2 separate regions of the Homo sapiens genome follow, and region 1 is linked to region 2. A link is an interaction called in ENCODE POLR2A ChIA-PET data of the cell type or tissue named here. Cell type or tissue: MCF 10A. All regions are shown on one strand. Each heading gives the region's core, and the rest is flanking DNA. Links, peaks and the distances in the headings are about the cores only. Region 1 overlaps SRPK2 (SRSF protein kinase 2). Region 2 overlaps SRPK2 (SRSF protein kinase 2).

The links. Peaks named below come from ENCODE experiments on the same cell type or tissue, not always from the same donor. Only the 100,000 strongest peaks of a DNase experiment are listed, where the experiment ranks them.
Region 1: POLR2A ChIA-PET joins it to region 2 with 26 read pairs; 4 of 35 experiments call an interaction of 5 or more read pairs at or near these places.

What each region holds. Positions count from the first base shown.
Region 1 is chr7:105,182,270-105,193,364 of GRCh38, forward strand. All of the region lies in intron 3 of SRPK2 (SRSF protein kinase 2), which reads right to left. It overlaps LOC124901718 (a long non-coding RNA gene), which reads right to left. Exons shown (of 2, transcript XR_007060466.1): 2 at 10,158-11,095. Among named protein-coding and RNA genes, the nearest start is that of KMT2E, 170 kb to the left of the region's middle. In MCF 10A, for the core only: no CTCF peak of the experiment used is centred there; no DNase peak of the experiment used is centred there.
Region 2 is chr7:105,264,711-105,275,805 of GRCh38, forward strand. All of the region lies in intron 2 of SRPK2 (SRSF protein kinase 2), which reads right to left. Among named protein-coding and RNA genes, the nearest start is that of SRPK2, 120 kb to the right of the region's middle. RefSeq lists an enhancer at 4,108-4,397. In MCF 10A, for the core only: no CTCF peak of the experiment used is centred there; DNase peaks (open chromatin) are centred at 3,561 and 4,361.

The DNA.
Region 1 (11,095 bases), core at 1,225-9,224, 83 kb before region 2:
AACAGCAAAAAAGAGGAAAGCCCTGACGTAAAAAAGGATAGCATGACGACAAGCACAGCAGTTTAAGGTGAAATAAATTAACTATGTTTGAGGCTGAGAAAGAAAACAAGAATGGTACATTGAATCAGACTTTGAAGAGCCTTGAGATTTGTGCAAAACTTGTGACTTTGTTTCCCCCCCCGCCTTTTTTTTTTTTTTTTGAGATGGAGTCTCACCCTGCTGCCCAGACTGAAGTGCAGCGGCACAATCTCAGCTCACTGCAACCTCCACCTCCTGGGTTCAAGCAACTCTTGTGTCTCAGTCTCCCAAGTAGCTGGAATTACAGATGTGCACCAACATGCCCGGCTAATTTTTGTGTTTTTTATTTATTTATTTTTAAGTAGAGATGGGATTTGGCCATGTTGGCCAGGCTGGTCTCAAACTCCTAGCCTCAAGCAATCCACCTGCCTTGGCCTCCCAAAGTGCTGGGATTACAGGCGTGAGCCACAGTGCCTGGCAAGTTTTGACTTTGTTACTTGTAAGGAAAAAATTAACAAAGTATTTATTAGAAGATTTCCCCTTATCTCTTATGACCAGAAGGAGGGAAAGTAAACTACTAATCTAAATATATCCCAAGTAGTATCATATAAAACACTACGAAGACAACTGTATAGGGGAAAAAAAAATCATATTTCTATTACAATGTAAAATTAAAATGTGTAGTACTCAAGGCAAACTAGTAAGAAAGACTGAGCTGTGATAGTATTTACAAGATCCTGAGCCAAGCTATCACGGGATCCACAAACATTTATGAAGTTAAAGTTCACTAAAAGCTCCATACATTTACAAAGCTGGAATCAAATTCTAGACAAAGAAAATTATTTAAATACAAATAAGGATCTCTTATGTTTTTATGACTAATCATCTTTTTTTGTCATTTTAGTGCTATAAGTTTGTAGCTGTGTAAAAAATTTTCTTCAATATACTGATACTGATTTTTCAGAAAAAACCCTAGAGAATAAGAGCTCACAATGCAAAGTCACATTACTATACAAGCCAATAACTAAAATCCTAATCTACATTCTAGTCTAGAACACTCCAGAACCATGTCTCAATACCAAGAGTACTTTAGAACACAATTTTAAATGCACTTGGGGATCAGCAGGAATCCTACAACTGCACAATGGTTAACATATCAGATCGTAAATGGCTAGCGGGTTTTTTTTGTTTGTTTGTTTGTCTATTTTTGTTTTTTTGAGACAGAGTCTCACTCTGTTGCCCAGGCTGGAGTGCAGTGGCATGATCCCAGATCACTGCAATCTCCACCTCCTAGGTTCAAGCCATTATCCTGCCTCAGCCTCCAGAGTAGCTAGGAGTACAGGCATGTGCCACCACACCTGGCTAATTTTTTTGTATTTTTAGTAAAGATGGGGTTTTCACCATGTTAGTCAGGCTGGTCTACAATTCCTGACCTCAAATGATCTGCCCACCTTGGCCTCCCAAACTGCTAGGGTTACAGGTGTGAGCCACCACGCCCTGCGTGGCTGTTTTTAAGAGGCCATGTCTAGAGATTTACTTGACTCTGTAATTTGGGAAACAAGCTGTTTTTTCTCATACACACAAATACAACTAAGTGTTCAACTTCGCTGAATGTATTTTAAGTATACTGATACCCTGTAAATCTCAGATTCCATAACTAAAAAGAGTTAACGTACACTATTACCAATTTTTTTTTTTTTTTTTTTTTGAGATGGAGTCTCTCTGTTGTGCAGGCTGGAGTGTAGTGGCATGATCCCAGCTCACTGCAACCTCCGCCTCCCAGGTTCAAGCCATTCTCCTGCCTCAGCCTCCGGAGTAGCTGGGAGTACAGGAATGTGCCACCACACCTGGCTAATTTTTTTTGTATTTTTAGTAGAGACGGGGTTTTACTATGTTGGTCAGGCTGGTCTCGAACTCCTGACCTCAAATGATCTGCCCACCTTGGCCTCTCAAAGTGCTGGGATTATAGGAGTGAGCCACCACACCTGGTCTATTACTAATATTTTTCCTTTATTTCTTACATACATAATGCCAGACACAGCTATTTCTCTCTTTAGGATACCTTGACAGAATAATCCAAACCACTGTTACAAAATATATGTTGTTATAAAATTTACCCTTAAATTTCTATGGAAACCAAATACACGATCTTTCAAGTCCATTTAACTGTCTAGTTAAGACGCTTAATAGTATTCTATAAGCTAAGTGTCCCAGAGGAATGCTACAGATTTGATTTTTCAGGTATACTTTGTATTTTAATGAAAGCAGTCTGTATGTCTATACAGGCCTCTTCCTTGATTTAGGTTGCTAGAAGCTTTTAACTTCAGTGTTCAAAAGAACAATATTCCCTCAGTGCTTAAATGTATATAACAGTTTGTATGAGATTTGTATAATGAAGGTCAGTTTGGCTGGATGTAAAATATTTGACTGACATTTTCTTTCCTTGAGTATGTTAAATGTACTTCTCTAGTGTCTTCTGGCCTAACATTTTGCTGCAAAAATACTTAATAACAATCTGGTTATCCCCTAATAAGTCATGTGGTCTTTCCATCTAAGAATTTTACCACTTTATCTAGGCTGCAATGTTTATTGGGACTTTATGATAGTTTTTATATATTATTTCTAATTCCTTCTTATTCTTAACCTTCTCCTTGTTTCATGGGCAAAGGAGGAGTAGACATTCTATGAGATCATTAAAAGGACTTTCCTCCAGAATAAAGAACATGAGCTTGAGTACATGAACTTTAGTACGTGAACTTGGACATTGTTTGTATCTGTTCAAAAACTTTGGGCTCATTTCTCGGTTCTTAATTATGTTTCAGATAAATAAATGTATAATATATTGAATTATGAACTGAAGAAACATAACTGATCTTAGAATGAGAAAGTCTTAGCTGAGTCAAAGTAGAATTCAGAAATCAGAATCCACTTAAGACATGAGATTTCTTTTAAAAGAAAAAATTAAAAAAAGAGAAAAAGAAATAAGATTTATATCTAAAAGAAAAAATTCTTAGTAACTAAAAAAATTTAACAATTAAAATAACTCAGAAAACAGCTCTCTGGCTGTTTAAAACTAAAAGCCCTAATTATCCACATTCCAACCTCAAAATATAACTAAAAAATTAAGTTCCTTCCAAAGGTTAGGACCTATTTCAGGCTCCTGCTGTTCATGGAGTGCAAGGGTATATATTATAGCACATATCCATGTCTGACTCATAACTGAAGACATGTTCCCAGGTGTATGTTACGTTCTCTTGTCAAAAAATAATAATAATAATACACTGTAAATAATCTAAATTCTAAACTACTCTAATGAAATTCTTAATTATTCTAAAAAATGAGAAAGAGAAAAAAGGTCTTAGAGACAAACTGACTACAAAAAGAATAAGTAAAAGGTCTCTATGTGGAAAACAAAACTGATTTTTGAGCCTCACTCGAAAGCCCCACCTAGTTTTATAATCCAAGAATAATTCATGCTTTCCAGTTTAATCACCATCAAAAAGTCTAACTCATGCACCAACTTGTACATACTCCTTTGTTAGGCACCCAACATAGCAATTTAGACATACTTAGTAGACTCTAGGCTTAGAAGGCTTATAATCCATGCCAGACAAAAAGAGAATTAGATAAATACATGTCCTAAAAAAGGGGGTTAGTTTACTGTACCTACATAACTATAACTACATATATTTGGAAGTCTGCATCTTTTTATAGATTTTATTCCCCTAGAATGTTCTGGGCTATGGGACGAATATGTCTTTATCAGTCAACTTTAGGTTTAATGTCTGCAAAATAAAGGTTTCATCTTGATTTATATAAGGTATTTTCAAACTACACAAATCTCTATTTCTATGAATGTTGTATCATTTGACAGTAGGAAGAATGCCCTTGCTTATAGGTTTTTACTTTTTAAATTTTATTTTAGATTCAGGGAGTACATGTGCAGGTTTGTTATGTGTATATATTACACAATGGTGGGGTTTGGGCTTCCGGTATACCCATCAACCAAATAGTGACCATTATACCCAATAGGTAATTATCAAGCCACACCACCCTCCCAACTTTGCCCCTTTTGGAGTCCTCAGTGTCTATTGTTTCCATCTTTAAGTCCATGTGTGCCCATTGTTTAGTTCCCACTTACAAGAAAGAACATGCAGTAGCTGATTTTCAGTTTCTAAGTTTTTTCACTTAAAATAATGGCCTCCAGCTTCATCCATGTTGCTGCAAAGGAAATCATTTCATTCTCTATGGCTGCTTTATTGATTTCTTGTTGCTGTATTCTGACGGACTGTGTTCTTCAACAAAGGCCGAAACAGTATCTCCCCAACTACCTGCTCTTCTACTATCCCTTCTACTCTGATGTTCTACTATCAAGAAATGGACTCTAATCATGAAACTGAATGAGCGTCTGATGTGCTTCTAACCAAAAAGAATATAGTGGATGAGACTGTGTGACTTTTGAGGCTAGGTCATAAAAGGAACACAGCTTCCACTCTGGAAGGTGTGTGTTACCTTTGGGAACTCTAAGTTGCCAGGTAGGAAGTATGACTGCTCTGAGGCCACCATGCTCTGAGAAAGCCAAGCCATATGCAAAGGGCATGGATAGGTGCTCCATAAGGCTGTCCTAGTTGTTTATCTTTCTAGCCCAGGGGCCAGATGTAAGCTTTCAGTTAATTCTAGTCCCCAGCCATGAAGCCACATCAAGCCCTTGAGATGTCTCAGTTGAGGCCCCAGATACCGTGAAGCAATGGGCAAGCCATCCCAGCTTTGTCTTTTCTAAATTCTTGATACATAAAATCATGAACAAAATTAAAAAGGGGTTTAAGGCTAAGTTTGAGGATAATTTATTATACAACAATAATCACAACGGTCTTTATTCTGCTCACCACAACAGCTATGCAAAACCTCCTCCTCGGTTCTGCAGGTAAGATGTGCCTTCAATCTTTAAAAGACTGATCAACTAGCTCCAAAAATCACTCATTTAATTCCTTTGTTGCTGGCCTTTCAACTCTACTCAAACCTTATCTCTTCTGCCTAGAAATATGCCCAGATATGTCACACTAAAATAAATGCTTTTTCTTGCACAAATCTGACCCCACTCCCTAGAAGCTACAATCATTTCATTGCTAAATTTCACCGAATAATCTGCTATGCTTTGCTAATATATCCTCACCTTGACATCTGCCTGACTCATCACTGGCCCCACACATGAGTCTCTAGAGAATTCCCCACAGGTAGTTCACTGTTCCTGTCAGCTTTTACCTTCCTGAAACTGAAATTTAGCTTAAACTAAATGCTATTATTAAATCCTTCCGTCTTGAAAACTCTTTTTTTATACCTCAGACCATATAGCCTTGGAAAGACCACCACCATCTCAGTGTGTTACCAACACAGGCAAAATTACTATTGTCCAAGGGAAGGATTTTGGTGTGGGTGTCTGACCAGACGTTCAGGTTTAAAGTCTCATGGTGAATATGCGTGGTGTAGTAAGCAGAGCTGAAGAGGCCATTGACAGGATCAATCAAAGGTTTTTTAAAAAAATAGGTAAAACTCATTCATTATAATAGAATTACAGAAGCAAGTAAGTCACAAGAAAAATAAACATAAAAGGGACAAAGGTGAGTAAATTATAACCAAGATAGGATTGCTGGTGGGAATATACAGTGACACAGCCATCTGGGGAAATAATCTGACAGCTCCTTAAGTGATTACCATATGACCCAGCACTTCCACTCCTAGATACATACCAAAGAAATGAAAACAAATGTACACTTTAACTCATATACAAATGTTCACAGCAGCATATTCTCAATAGCCAAAAGTGATAACAACCCAAATGTATATGAACTGCTGTGATACATCCAGAAAATGAAATATTAATCATGAAATGAATGAATAAAATACATGGTATAACAAGAATGAATCTTTAAAACATTATAAGTAAAAGAAGCCAAACACAAAAAGTGATGTATTGTGTTTGTTTATATGAAAATGTCCAGAATAGAGACAAAAAGTAGCTTAGTGATTGCTAAGGGTTGTAGAGGGGAGGAGAATAGGGACTGGCTGTCAATGGACAGTCATTTCTTCTGGAGAATGATGAAAATGTTCTGGAATTTTAAAGTGGTGAGTTGCAAAATTATGTGAATATACTGAAAACCACACAATTGTACCCTTTAAAGCAGAGAATGTTATGTTTGCAAATTATATCTCAATTTTTTAAAATGTATGAGGGAAAAAATAGCATGTTTTCAATTACTGCTTCCTAGTCAACATAAACCAGACAAAAAATCCCCAACAAAATCTGGAACTCCATTACTTCATTTCACTCTTTTCAATTCCAGGTTAAAACAGGATCCAAAACAAAGAGGAAAAAATTTTAACAATTCTACTGAATCCAGAACATCAATGTTAAGGAGTGAAATCTGAATAAAGAACTCTAAGAATACAGTCCATTTTTAAATTAGCACCAAATGGGAAATAAAAGAGAAAAGATATTACTCGTAACAGGTTCTGTTTGTAAATGTTTTTAGAATACTACCTTAGATCCCAAATAAGAATCAAACATGCCTGGGCCCTTAAAGAGAATTGGTGGATAGCCCCAACTAACAAAAAGACTTGCAAGAGTGTTCCAGCTTTTAGCTGGGAGCATAAAAGGAAAAAAACCCTTATGCTACAGTGAGCCTAAAGGGGGTGGAGGGAGGAAGGGACAGAGAATGAGCTAAGAAGAAGCCACCATGTTAATTGTCGACACTTTCTAAACCCAGACTCCAGCCCTTTCCTCAGCTGCTGCCAAGGGGCTCAGTACTTCTGGGAAAGCTACAGTCACACTGGGGAGAGGCCCTCACTTCATCCAGCAACTTGCACTGCATCCAACAGCAGCACCAGCCCCGCCACTCGCCCGCACCACAGCCCCTGAATTCGCCTGCATCTACTCCACCCTCATTCTTCACTATGAACGAGGTGACCGTCACAGAGGATAAATCAAGGCCCTAATTAAAGTAGGTGGTGTAAATGTTGAACCTTTTCGGCCTGGTTTGTTGGCAAAGGCCCTGGCCTATGGTGACATCGAGAGACTCATCCTAATGTAGGGGTTGGTGGACCTGCTCCAGCAGCTGCTGCTGCATCAACAGTAGGTCCTGCCCTGTCCAGAGCAGCTGCTCCAGCTGAGGAGAAGGAAGTGTAAGCAAAGAAAAAAGAATCTCGGCCGGATGCAGTGGCTCACACCTGTAATCCCAGCACTTTGGGAGGCTGAGGTGGGCAGATCACTTGAAGCCAGGAGTTCTAGACCAGCCTGGCCAAAATGGCAAAGCACAGTCTCCACCAAAAATACAAAAATTAGATGGGTGGGCTGGCGGATGCCTGTAATCCCAGCTGCTCAGGAGGCTGAGGCACAAGAATCACTTGAACCTGGGAGGCGGAGGTTGCAGTGACTGGGTGACAGAGCCAGACTCGGTCTCCGAAAAGAAAAAGATAAAGAAAAGGAAAAACAAAGAAGAATCTGAGGAGTGTGATGATGGCATGGGCTTTGGTCTTTTTGACTAGAAGTTCTTTTATAACTCTTTTTACAAATTTTTAAAAAATTAAACTGGACTCCAGGGACCAGTGGGTGAGGCCACTGGCTATAGGGGTGGTGGGCACGCTGTGGCGTGATGGCATGGGGCTGTTGCAGACATATGAACTGGTCTCTCACCACTGCCATGCCACACAACTGTGCTCTGGCACTGAGTACAGTGGGGACAGCCTTGTGGCAGAACGCCACAGCATTCTCTTAGTGGGTAATGGCAGCACCAGCAGGAGCAGGCCAGGAGCAGGAAGGAGGATCACAACAGATCACACATGGGGACTCCGGTCTGGATCCTGCGCTCCCTCTGGCGACTTCCAGATCCAAAAGGGCAGATTATGCAGGGGCTGACAAGTGAGGACAAGAGCCACTGACATCTGGAATGACTGCAAGTATGACTGCCCATCTATATTCAAACAATATAAACTTTGGGTTACACAACTGAATGTGTTCAGGAATGTGTCATTCAGAATAACACCACGGCTGCCATCTCAGTCCACTCTAGGTCAAAATGAACACATATCTTGGTTGCTCTCCTACCTCCTTGACTGCTATGTCTGTTTCTTGTACGTGTTCCTTTTCCTCTTGCATTCCATTAAATTTCTCAAAGGCTTGTCATTGAACAGCCTCTCTGCATCCTTTTTTTGTTTGTTTTTTTAAACCACTTACCATTATATGATCTGTTTTACCTATCAAATCTATAATATCTGTGTAAGGTTTGGGAACAGTCCACCAACTGCCTTCCCTTCTGACATGAATCACAGAGTTTGGGGGTCCCAAAGACCATCCTCACGTTCAATAATGTGCCACACTGTTAGACTATCAGGTGTGGCCCAAGGCACCCAGATCTCTATGCCCTTGGAAGGCTCCAAGGACAAAGGCTAGATATCTCTTTAGGCAAGGTTAAATTCTTTACTAAACCACCTGCTTGCTGATACTTCTGATTCTCCGATTCATATTTCTAACCACCTTCTTGATATTTCCATCAACAGTCAAACTCATCAACATCTTCCCCAATCCAACTGCGACTTCACTGTTTCTACTAATAATGCCAACATTATTTCACCTTGTTTAAAAAGCTATTTTTAATTAGTAAGCCATAATTGTATGTATGGGGTATGATGTGATGTTTTAATATATGTTACACTATTTTTTTCTATAAGGAATTGAGGCAGCTTATAAAACCACAATATAAGATACAAAATTAGAAAGAAATTGGGGCACAGAAAAAATAGCCCAGAAAAAGTAAAACAGAATAATGCTACAGTGAAGTTAGGATACAGAATGCATGCTATAAATTACTGTTCACTTGTTAGAGGTGGGCTGCACATTTGGCTCAGAGCTTTTTCATAGCCAAACGATATCCAATGCAAAAAAGAAATGACAACCACCCTGAGACACATAGGGAGACCCCGTCTCTATCAACATTTTTAAAATCCGCCAGGCATGGTGACTCATGCCCACAATCCTAGCACTTTGGGAGGCAGAAACAGGAGGAGATTCCTTGAGCTCAGGAGTTCAAGAACAGCCTGGGTAACATAGTGAATCCTGTCTCTACAAAAAAATTTAAACATCAGCCAGGCATGGTGATGCAGACCTGTAGTCCCAGCTACTCAGGAGGATAGCTTGAGCCTGGGAGGTTGTAGTAGTAGTGAGCTGTGATCACACCACTGCCTTCCAGCCTACGCAATAGAATGAGACACTCTATCTCTATGGGGAAGGGGAAGAAAAGCAGTTTCATAATTCAGAGTACACTAAAATAAATGATGCCCAGAAGGTACTATTCTTCTGATTATTCCAGGACTTAGAAGTGTGTGGGGTTTTCTGGTCACTGCCCTCCATACTCAACAGATTGTTGAATAATAAAGACGGTACCTCCATAACATTGTTTGCTTTTGTCTTCTCCTTGTATCTTCTCTCTCTTTAATGTCAATCAACTAAGATTTCAAATTAAGCTTCCTTAAATATAGCACTTCCCTCTTTAAAACCTACACTGGTTCTTTTTATCCTTTTGTAAAAAAAAACAAAAAAAACTTTTTTTTTTTTAAATAGAGACAAAGTCTTAATATGTTGCCCAGGCTGTCTTGAACTCCTGAGCTCAAATGATCTTCTGCCTTGGCCTCCCAGAGTGCTAGGATTACAGGTGTAAGCCACCATGCCTGGTCCACTTATTCCTTTTAAAAGCTCCACTTCTGCTTCTGCTTTTTTTTTTTTTTTTAATTTCCATAAGTTTTGGGGGAACAGGTGGTGTTTGGTTACATGAGTAAGTTCTTTAGTGGTGATTTGTGAGATTTTGGTGCACCCATCACCGATAGAGTATACACTGAACCCAGTCTGTAGTCTTTTGTCCCTCATCCCTTTCCTACCCTTTCCCCCTGAGTCCCCAAAGTCTACAGTGTCATTCTTATGCCTTTGCATCCTCATAGCTTAGCTCCCACTTATGAGTGAGAGAACATAGGATGTCTGGTCTTCCATTCCTGAGTTACTTCAATTAGAATAATAGAGTCTCCAATCCTATCCAGGTTGCTCCAAAATTCATTACTTTTTATGGTTGAGAAGTACTCCACACACACCACAGTTTCTTTATCCACTCATTTATTGAGGGACATTTGGGTTGGTTCCACATTTTTGCAATTGTGAATTGTGCTGCTATAAACATGCATGAGCAAGTAACTTTTTTATATAACGACTTATTTTCCTCTAGGTAGATACTCAGTTAGTGGGATTGCTGGATCAATGGTAGTTCTACTTTTAGTTCTTTACGGAATCTCCACACTGGTTTCCATAGTGGCTGTACTACTGTACATTCCCACCAGCAGTGTAGAAGTGTTCCCTTTTCACTGCATCCATGCTAACATCTATTATTTTTTGATTTTTTGATTATGGACATTCTTGCAGGAGTAAAGTGGTATTGCATTGTGATTTTGATTTGCATTTCCCTGATCATTAGTGATGTTGAGCATTTTTTCATAGTCTATTGGCCATCTGTATATCTTCTTTGGAGAACTGTCTATTCATGTCCTTAGCCCACTTTTTCATGGGATTTTTTTTTCCTTGCTAATTTGAGTTCATTGTAGTTTCTGGATATTAGTCCTTTGTCGGATGTATAGATTGTGAAGATTTTCTCCTACGCTTTCGGTTGTCTGTTTACTCTGCTGACTCTTCCTTTTGCTGTGTAAAAGCTCTTTAGTTTAATTAAGTTCCAGGTATTTAACTTTGTTTTGATCACATTTGCATTTAGGTTCTTGATCATGAAATCCTTGCCTAAGCCAATGTCTAGAAGGATTTTTCCGATGTTACCTTCTAATAATGTTTATAGTTTCAGGTCTTAGATTTAAGTCCTTGATCCATCTTGAGTTGATTTTTGTTTAAGGTATGAAATGAGGATCCAGTTTCATTCTCTTACAGATGGCTTGCCAGTTTTCCCAGCACCATTTGTTGAATAGGGTGTCTGTTCCCTTTTTTGTTTGCTTTGTCAAAGATCAGTTGGCTGTAAGTATTTGGGTTTATTTCTCA
Region 2 (11,095 bases), core at 1,356-9,355:
GAGAAAATGCAAACCTATATAGCACTGTTGTGAGTTGTTAATTTTTAGTTCATTGTGAACTTTATCAATTAAAACAACATCCACTCACACTGAACAGCAGATGTGGGCAATGCTATGTGTGAATGCAGTCTCAGCTTCTCAGATCTCCTCATCTCACAAACTCCTCAGCCCTCCTTGGGTTTACCTAGGCAGACTGGGAATCAGCTCTGACCACTCTGGGCTCAACTTTCTTTACTGATTAAGAATTGTACAATTTTGTTACCTGAGTTCCCTGAAGAAATAGCAATAAAGTTTGACAAAAATGATAGTACGGTAAAGTACCTTCTGTTCACACAGGATTCTTCTGGGATGATTTATTAAACAGTTCTCCCAATAACCATTCCTTCTACACACAACACACACACCCCTTCCCTCTCTTTCTCTTCACCTAAAAAGCACTCAGAACTGGTATCTAGACTGTTTAATAAATGATTAGAGTCAGCCCTCCACATCCACAGATTTGACCCACTACAGATCAAAAATATTTGGGATATAAAACAATAAAAAATAAAATACAACAATAATACAAATTTTTAAACTATAATATAACAACTATTTACAGAGTGTTTTCATTGTATTAGGTATTGTAAGTAATCTAGAGATGTTTTAAAACATATGGGACGAAGTACACAGGTTATGTGCAAATACTATACCATTTTACATGAAGGACTTGAGCATCTGTGGATTTTGATATCTATGGGGGGTCATGGAACCAATCAATCCCCCTTGGACACCAAGGGACAACTGTACTACACCTTTTTAGCTATTATGGTTATTACTACTACTACTCTCCCCCACGCACATTACCCCATAAATCCCAGAAGTGCTCTAGCTAAGAAAGGGCAAAATGAAGAAACGAGAACTTGAAAACCTAGTTTTTTTAATCAGATATTCACATTTATTACTGTAAACAGGAGTAAACAAGGGAGTAAAAATGTGTCTAGCACCGACTCTACTATATTCAAGATGAATTCATTCATTCAACAGGCACTCAAAAAAAAGGAAAATACCTGCAGTAGGATTTACCCCTAAAATCTCCAGAGGGTACTGTCTTGCAGCAAATATCTTCCTCGTAACTATTATATACATCATTTTTCATTCATCATTAGGCATTTTTTTTAAAAAATTCATTCAATAGCATTCTCTGCTCTTAATTTTTTAAATGGTTATGCTGAGTTTTTTTCTCTCTCTTCAAAACACAAAACCAAAAAATAAACTAACGTTTTGTAACCCTGATAGTTTTGATCTTAGGAGTCAGCCATTCAGAACAGAAGTACTCCATAACTCCCCTACAAAATGGCACTCTTCAGACTTCCACTGTTCCTTTAAAGGTAAAAACATAATTTTAGATTTCAAGGTGTTATTGAGATCTATTAGGATAACGTATTTCCCAATTTAGCCCCCCAAACAACCTTCAAATTCCATTATAATTTTACTTCAAATCGTATGTATATTTTTCAGTGAAGGACTCTTAAGATTCTACAAAAATAAATTAGGTTGTTTTGCTTTTCCCATTTTATAAAATTGAACAAAAACAATTCAACCAATACTAAGCTCTTGCAAGACTAGCAATTCTTTTAAAAGGATAAAAATGAGATGAAAAATTACTAGAAATAATCACATCAGGGTTTTTGTATTTATATTTTGTATTTAGAGGTACTTTTCTCTACCCAGTTTTCTGAATTATCAAAAGATAATTCTATATACTGCAGGAACAAAATCAGTTGTGGTGAATGATAACTTTTGGTTTGCTTACAATCAAGCAGTTTCTCCCCTGCTAAAGAAAGAAGTCAGATTTCTTCAACCTTTCTACCAGTAGACAGATGGGAACACTGACTATATGCAAATTCCAAATATCTCTAAGATTTAGAGCACCATGCCTCAAACCATTAACTTATTTTTTTTTTAAGTGAAAGCAAAAACTCTTAAAATGTAGCTGGACTGGTGAACAAGGAATTTAAGAATGTAATGATAATGCTACATGATATTGTAAGGTGTTAAATTCCTGGACAGGATATAGTGTTACAAGCCATAAATTCTTTTTAAACTTCAGATTCTTATTTTTCAAGTTCCTCCAAACAAATTAAAAAGACAAATGATTTGACTGTTCATTACCATATGACTTTTAATAAAAAGTAGGGGCAAGGGAGAGTACCTTCTTGTTGTAATATATCTACATTAACGAAACAACTTCTATGTTTGCAAAGTGTTGTCTGATTTATAAGCTACATTTATCAACCATTAAGTCAGGACAGCATAATGGCCATGAAATAATAATACATAAATTAAGTAATCTCTGGTAAAACTGTGCATGAAGTTATCAGAAGCAATAGTGGCTGATTTCTAAACTTTAAAATCATGACCACATGCGTCCTCCCTTTCCTTCAAATAACCACCAGAGTGTAGGTAAGTAAATAAATAAAATCACTAAAATATCTTAGAATATCTTTCCTTACAGAATGTATTTTAACCAGAAAACCTCATCCACTCCTAATTTGTTTCTCAATAATATTCATCCACTCTGTCCAACCCTCAATTTATCAGTAAAGAATTCATGATATTCCAAAAAGCTAATGTAATTATTACTGTCATCTCATTAAGTGTGCTCTTCCTAGTACCAAACTCTAACATTACAGCTGATACCCAGCTCGTTCACTATGCACACCACCCTCTTCTACCCTTCCCATCACCACCATTTTACTGGCAGAATATTCACAAGGCTGAAGACTGTTTCTCATCTCAGCAAACAGAATGCTTAAGATCAGATGGCTAGCCACAAACCAAAAGTTAGAAGCCACACAAAAATAAACACTAGCAGTCCTAAAATTTTCTACTTTCAGTCTCTAACAAAAGCAGTAACATCATTTTTATTTGTGATGCCCTAAGTTAGAGCCATAAGCTTTTTCCCCTGATTATACTAATAAATCAATTTAAAATGATAATTTTACATCAGATTATGTCCTTCATATACTAGCATACTTTAAATAAATCCATTTTACCATGGTAGGTTCTTCAACTCATTTTTTTTGTATTTTTTCTGTATCATTCCTTAACTACCACATTATTTCTCCATTATTTTTCTAAATATTACATCTATGAACAAAAAAGATAACCCTGCAAACCCTAGAAAAGATAAATCAACATATACCTTAAGTATAAAATATCAATATTAAGTATAACCTATTAGGTAACCAAGAGAAAGGTAAGCATCAACTGTATGCCCAGGAATCTCAATTTAAGACATCATGTAGTATACACTATTTTGGTAAACAGAACTGTATACAATATTTGCATATCAAAATAGGCAACTATAGCCTTATTTCTGACTTCAGATAAAAATATCTTAATTCTTTTTATAAGGCAAAACAGTCATTTTAATGAAATATCTCTTTTCAGATATAATCATATGATTGACAGATAAAATAATTGCTTTAAAAATACTTCTGAGTCATTTTGTCCTTACCTGCAGGCATGAACCATTACTGCATGCAGTGACTGTTCCATTTCCTAGCACAGACTTGAAGAAGCATCATATCTCTCTTACAGAATGTGACTAATCTGTGGGTTTGCAATTCCTAAGCTATTTACAAATGGCACTCCCTTACCATATAAGAATAAATATTTATTACAACCCAAAATCAAGTATTTTTAACCTACATTTTACAAATAACCTTCGTAATTCTGTAGAGCAGCAACCTCAACATATAGGAAGAAAACCTCACAGCATTTCCCTTTAAAAAAGCAAGATTTTTCTTTTCTGCTTTTTAGCTAAATTATTTTTAAAGCCTTCAACAGCTGTCACACATGAACCAGCGGTCTGCTGTGTTATGGTGTGCATGCTGCAGCTGATCAGGCTCCACTATTTTTCTTAAAAAAATCAATCACCCTTTGCAAAAGCAGAACAGCTTGCCCCAATACACATCTTCAATACAGCACAATACCAGCATGCAGGACAATACGTTATATAGCAAACTTGACAAGAAAAAAAAATATGTCCTGGTTTGTTTCTTAGCAATGCTACACCATTAATTGTTCATGCAAGAGATGTAGCTGTACCTTTCTGAAGAGGACGACTTCTCAGAGTTAACTGACATCAGCAGCTCAATCTTCTGCTTGATTTCTGGAAAAATCAGAAAATATTCACAACCAAGATTGCCTGCCCTTGCTTTCAAGCCTTATATCAAGAGATTTTTCTTCTCTAATCCCTTTTGTTCAGAATGAGGCCACAAGATTCGCAGTACTTCTGTTAGGACTGGGATTCAATGGTGCTATAAAGGGAAAAAGCTCCAGAGGCATCAGGCCTTGCTAAACTATGCACATGACTGTTTATGAAAGCAGGAAGTACCATTTCTTTAAAGCAGAGGGGTGTTTTCTTTTTTAAGGTAGAACTAGCATGGTTCTACAAGATGATTTTCAATTTAGCAAAATAAAATACAAACAAGAAATCTTGAACATCTGAATTAAATATACTAGATAATTTGAGAAGCCTGGGTAATCACGTCACAGGCTGTAATAAACAGATATGCAACCCTTGGCTGTTTCTATTTCACTAGCCCTAAAAAATATGGCTCAGTGAATCATTTTTGTCACTTAAGAATGAAATATTAAACCAGAACCCCGATGTATAGATTTCAAAATGTTTAACCTTTGTTTTAATTTCTTGATTGTGTTTAATTAAAGACACATTTAATATCTAGTGTTCCTAACTCCTCTAGAAAGAGACTTCTGATTTTATACCTTAATTTTCCCCTCCTCCTTAGCAGTACAGTACAAGTGAACAGCAACACCCATTTACCGAGCAGAGATAATATATTTGTCCTTTTAGGAAAGGATTGACAATAGACATCTACAACAGGAATGTAAGCACCAGTTCAACTTAATTAAAAGATAATTGCTGATACTGATTTGGAAGGGAGATAACAGACTAAAAGGGAAGGAAGGGTGAAAATAAGAGAGGGAAAAGATAAGGAGACAATCTAACACGTTTCCTTTAAAACATCAACGACTGACTAAAGCACATAATTTTAAGTTAATAAAACTGACATGGTCCTATTACCCAGACTATTTCATGTGTAAAGCTGTTTTCCTATCCCTAATAAGTATTTCCAACTGGATTTTTAAAACTGAAGTGTGCTTTCATAATAAAAAGTTCACATACTAAAAAATAAATTAGTGCCAATAAAATGCTATCAACAGTACCAGGATTTCAAAATAGACCTCAATAGTTTTTTAAGCAGTAAAGCAAATTTTTTTTAAAATGTTGACTATATAAATCAAAGTTGAATATGAGAAGATGTAAAGGAAAAAGGAATAAAAATTAGTTCCATAAAATACAATGGACCTGTACAGAAATATCCTCTCAGCGTTGTTAAAATAAGGATTTTTCCCAAATTTTTAAGCTTATAACTTCAATGAGCATTATAAAAGCGGCATGAATACCTGATGAGAGAGCAGAATCTACCACAGGGTGTAGCCAAGCTGCCGAGCCACTGGGAGAGCAGAGCACAGCGCCTATAGCTGGGGTGGTGCTGAGACTCACCTTGAGGATCAGGCACATGGCGCCACAGTGAGCCCTCAGCAGGGCCCCTCCCCTCATTTTGGAAGGAGCAGGGTGTCAGAGCTCAGACTCTGCCTTGGATTTAGGAACAGCCTCCTCTGCCCTTTTTTTTTTTTTTTTGAGATGGAATTTCACTCGTTGCCCAGGCTAGAGTGCAATGGCACAATCTCGGCTCACTGCAACCTCCGCCTCCCGGGTTCAAGCGATTCTCCTGTCTCAGCCTCCCGGGTAGCTGGGATTACAGGCGCCCGCCACCATACCCAGCTAATTTTTTGTCTTTTTAGTAGAGACAGGGTTTCACCATGTTGGTCAGGCTGGTCTTGAACTCCTGACCTCAGATGATGCGCCCACCTCAGCCTCCCAAAGTGCTGGGATTACAGGTATGAGCCACAGCACCAGGCCTCCTCTGCCATTTTTAATAGCTGTATGACCTTGGAGAAATTACTTAAACTCTCTAAAGCCTCTATCTCCTCTCCTGTAAAATGAGGATAATAACATATATCTGAAAGGCTGTGGCAAGGATTTAATGAAATAACCCATGAAAATAAAGTAGTATTGTGCCTGGGATGCCATGAGCCCTCCCTGCTTCATCTCTCAATAAATATTTACTGAATTAGTTAATGAAGGATACCAGGCCTGTCCAATGTTAAATGGTTTTTCCATAGTTTAAATCCACCTTCTCCTTCTTATCATCAACCTCAACATCCCCATTTTTATCACTGTAGTGTTATTGTAGGTGGGAACTTAACTTTAATCTGTATCTCAGCCTCCCTTCCTAGAGAATTGTGCTCCATGTATCAACTTGCTGCTTCAGAAAAGAGATTACACTTGAATCCATCTTCATCATGGCAATTTTGTATTCCAAAACAACAAAAAGTTCACACTTCAGTATACGTACGTATATCAATGCACTTAAGATGAAAAAGCCCAAGATTAAATTACACAGCTCTAACGAAGTTAATGCCTATCTTGTAAACACTGGAAAGAAAAGTTCAAGCTATAAACCATATTCTGACTGGTGACACTGGAAGCCCCAAACCAAAGAGGATTCTAATAATACATGAAAAGGTTTCCAACTTCATTTTCACCTTATCTCTAAACCTTCAGATTTGTTCATCGCTCCAGAAGGACTCAGAAATCAAGGAACGTTAACACTATGATACTGTATCCTTTGAGGCCCACATACTCTGTCTATGCTACCATCAACTCCTCCCTGTCCTTATCATCCATAGGTCTGGTAATTCCCCACATTCGTGAAGAATTCCAGAAGCCATTTAACTGATTTCCATTCCACCACAACACCTGCCATAATCGGGGGTACCTGGATGTCCATACTGATATGACTTATTAGAAAAGGCTTGGCTATCGACTCCAGGCTCCTCAGTCCACAGACTCTTGAACCTCTACCTCTTGAGCCATCCGTTCCCTTGACCATGCTCAGGACACTTTCTTACACACACCGCAAACACTTTCCCCCTCAATTAGTCAGTTGTTTTGGAATTTTATTCAATTACTTCCAGGGTAGTATCTGGGACCCTATATGCTTTATTTTTCTGCAATAAAGTCAACCAATCTTTTCCTTGTTAAATTCTGGCCTTCCTGATAAACTTAGAAACAAACTTAGAAACACCTTCCTCACACCAAAGTTTTTAAATTTTTCATCCAATTTTCCTCTAATATGCTTTATAATAGTATTTGCATGTAAATCTTAGAACCTTCTAGATTTTGTTACATTAATTGATATAGAGATCCAGTCTGCTTTTACAAGTCAGATTTTAAAATGACTCTCTTGTCATTTTAAAATGACACATCTTCACAATTCTAAAATGACTCTCTTGCCCACCACTTCATGGTTCTTCCAAAGCAGCACCCACTGTCTCCATGTATACATTTAGACCAGTGAGTGCAAAAAAAAGTCCATCAACCTGATTATTTAACAGTTGTATTCCCTATGGATGTAATCTGAAAATGCTTGACAGTACACTCAACAGCTCCTTCTACATCTCAGCCTTTAATCAATCCTTTACCATCTGCCCTACTCCCACCTCAAGACCACACTTGCTTATTTCACACAGAAAACAGGCAAGCAGTTCCTGTGTAGTTTGAATAAATATATTTTAAATTATGGTTGCTTTTATTTTTAGTCATAATTTTGTTTCTTAACTGCTAAATAACATTATAGGAGGACATAAGTTTTTGTGGCTTTTTTTTAATGCTTTTACATTTGCTTTCTCCTTCTAACTCTGGGTACTTTGCAAGACCGTTATCTTCCATGCAGCCCTTAAATGCTGGTAATACCTGTAAGGACCCTCTTTTCACTCACTGATCCTTCTGTCTACATACACCCTTGCCATCAAGAACTACAGGGCATTGATGATAACGGTAACTTAGTTTCCAGCCCAATATTCTCTCCTACAACCCAGAACCACATATCCTCCATTTTCACCTAGACAGTCTCTGCATGGCTTGAATGCGATGTCTAAAATTGAACCCATAAACTTATAAGCCTAATGTCTTCTTATATACTCCTGATCTCAGTGAACAGCAACACCATTGCCGTACCAAACCTGAAATGTTTGAGGGATCCCAGGCTAGTTCCCCCAATCTCATTTGAAATATCTTTCCCGGCCGGGCGCGGTGGCTCACGCCTGTAATCCCAGCACCTTGGGAGGCTGAGGTAGGCAAATCACGAAGGTCAGGAGATAGAGACCATCCTGGCTAACATGGTGAAACTCCGTCTCTACTAAAAATACAAAAAATTAGCCAGGCGTGGTGGCAGGCGCCTGTAGTCCCAGCTACTCAGGAGGCTGAGGCAGGAGAATGGCATGAACCCGGGAGGCGGAGGTTGCAGTGAGCAGAGATCGCGCCACTGCACTCCAACCTGGGTGACAGAGAGAGACTCCGTCTCAAAAAAAAAAAAGAAAAAAGAATTATCTTTCCCTCCATTCTCTCTTTTTTATATCATACGCTCTGGAAATACTGAGCTCTAGTCTACGTGGCTCCCCAAGCATGCCATGCTTTTTCACGCCACTAAATCTTTTCGTATACAGTTTCCTCTCCCTGGAATACCACCGTTCAGTCGTCTCCCTTGTACACCCAACTCGTTTTTTCTTTTTCTTTTTTTCTTTTTTTTTTTTGAGACAGAGTCTCGTTCTGCCACCCAGGGTGGAGTGCAGTGGTGGAATCTCAGCTCACTGCAACTTCTGCCTCCCAAATTCAAGCGATTCTCCTGCCTCAGCCCCCCGAGTAGCTGGGATTACAGGTGGGCACCACCACGCCTAGCTACCCAACTCACTTTTCTAATCTCAGTCCCAAATGTTACCTCCACACAAACACATTCCCAGAATTAAGTTCACCTCCTCTACGTCTCTGTATTTGCATTACCAAATTACTAAAATATATAAATTACTTGTTTCAGTCCCCATGAGACCATTGCTTCCCTAACGACAGGCACCTGAATGTTCAATTCAGACAGCCTGGCATATCAGACACTGGTTGTTGACACCTTCATAGTCTTCTCAGCCTGTTACAGTCAATCTAATGTTAGTTACAATTGAGCTACATTAATTTATTCTTAAATATACATTTCCAGATACACTTAACCAAAGATCCAAGCAATTTTAGAACTAGACTGATCCTCAGATCATCTCATAGCTGAACCACATGAATTTATAAAGGGGAAATCTAAGGGGCAAAAAGATACTGGAGGCAATCACATTCTTCATCTTCTCCAGAAGATTACTGTTGCTGAGACCTACAGTAAAATTTCCAAGAACTTCAACAACCCAAATAGTAAAACCCACCCAATAGTCCCATAGGCTGTTCTTTTGGATAAACACAGAAACTGACCTTTCTGGTCTTAAAGCGTAATACAAGTATGTTTTATCTAAGTTCCTTCCTCAGCAAAGGACCCTCAAGCCTCCAAAAAAAAATTAACAATAAATTCCCTCTCTCTCTCTCTCAAAGAACTGAAGGCCAGGCACAGTGGCTCATGCCTGTAATCCCAGCACTTTGGGAGGCCCACGTGGGCGGATCATTTGAGGTCAGGAGTTCAAGACCGGCCTGGCCAAGATGGTGAAACACCAACTCTACTAAAAATACAAAAATTAGCCTGGCGTGGTGGCAGATGCCTGTAATCCCAGCTACTCGGGAGGCTGAGGCAGGAGAATCGCTTCAACCCGGGAGCTGCAGGTTGCAGTGAGCCGAGATCACACCACTGCACTCCAAGCTGGGAGACAGAGCAAGACTCCGTCTCAAAAAAAAAAGTATAAAAAGACGGATGAATAGGGAGACCACAGAGAGCCATCTATGTGCGTGGGGCTCCACCTCAAAGAAAGAAAAAAAAAAAACTGAAACTCACCAAATCACCACATCCAGACAATGACACTTTGGATCCCTCATTCATCATGATTGCTTCCTTGCCCCTCCCTAGTTCCTATTTTCTTACACACTGTTACATTTCTTCCCTGCTATATCAAGCTCTGGTTTTAGTCTGGGAGATGGATTTGAGACTGAGCTCCCATCTCCTTGCTGCAGCATCCAATTAAAGCCTTCTTCCTCGGTAATACTTGTTCTTTCAGTGATTGGCTTTTTTTTTTTTCCTTGAAGACAAAGTCTCACTCTGTCGCCCAAGCTGGATGGCGCAATCTCGGCTCACTATAACCTCCGCCTCCCAGGTTCAAGCATTTCTCCTGCCTCAGCCTCCGGGATAGCTGGGATTACAAGCACCCGCCACCACGCCTGACAAATTTTTGTATTTTTAGTAGAGACGGGGGTTTCACCATGTTGGCTAGGCTGGTCTCAAACTGACCTCAAGTGATCCACCCGCCTCAGCCTCCCAAAGTGCTGGGAGTATAAGCATGAGCCACAGCACCCAGCCAGTGATTGGCTTTCCTTGTGGAGAGCAGCAGGACCTAGACCAAACCCCTGGCATTTTGGTAACAGTAGGACATTTCAATCTTATTTTAAATCAGCTTTTAAAATGCTATTTTCTTTTATCTCCAATCAATTCAAATTATCCTTATTAATCAACTTTCTTGATTGAAACAACTAATCATCTGGGGCATGATACTCTTCTTATTCATCCCCTTTATACATCCCTCAAAGCCAACAATTCACTGTGATTTCCCCCATTCATTCTCTTGCATCCAACCTACAGATCTTCCTCATAACTCTTTTATTCTTGTTTTTACTCACACCTTAAAAGATACTCAAACTCCTTATGAAGATGAACAGTTTTTAACTCTTCAGTTAATGGCCTAGGAGCTCTAATGCTTCACCTGTCTACGTTGTAACACACTGTAAGTTTAAGGCTCCCAGACCACTAACTAAGGGCTATCAGTACAGCACTAAGCCAAGCCCCTGGAACCCTGATGAGGAGTAGCAGATTACCAGTAACTCTACTCAAAATGATGTCCCATGGGGTGGTGCTTCAAAGATACAGACATCCTAGGAGAAAAACGGAGCCGCCCTGAATCAACCTAGAATCCTAGGAGTGAG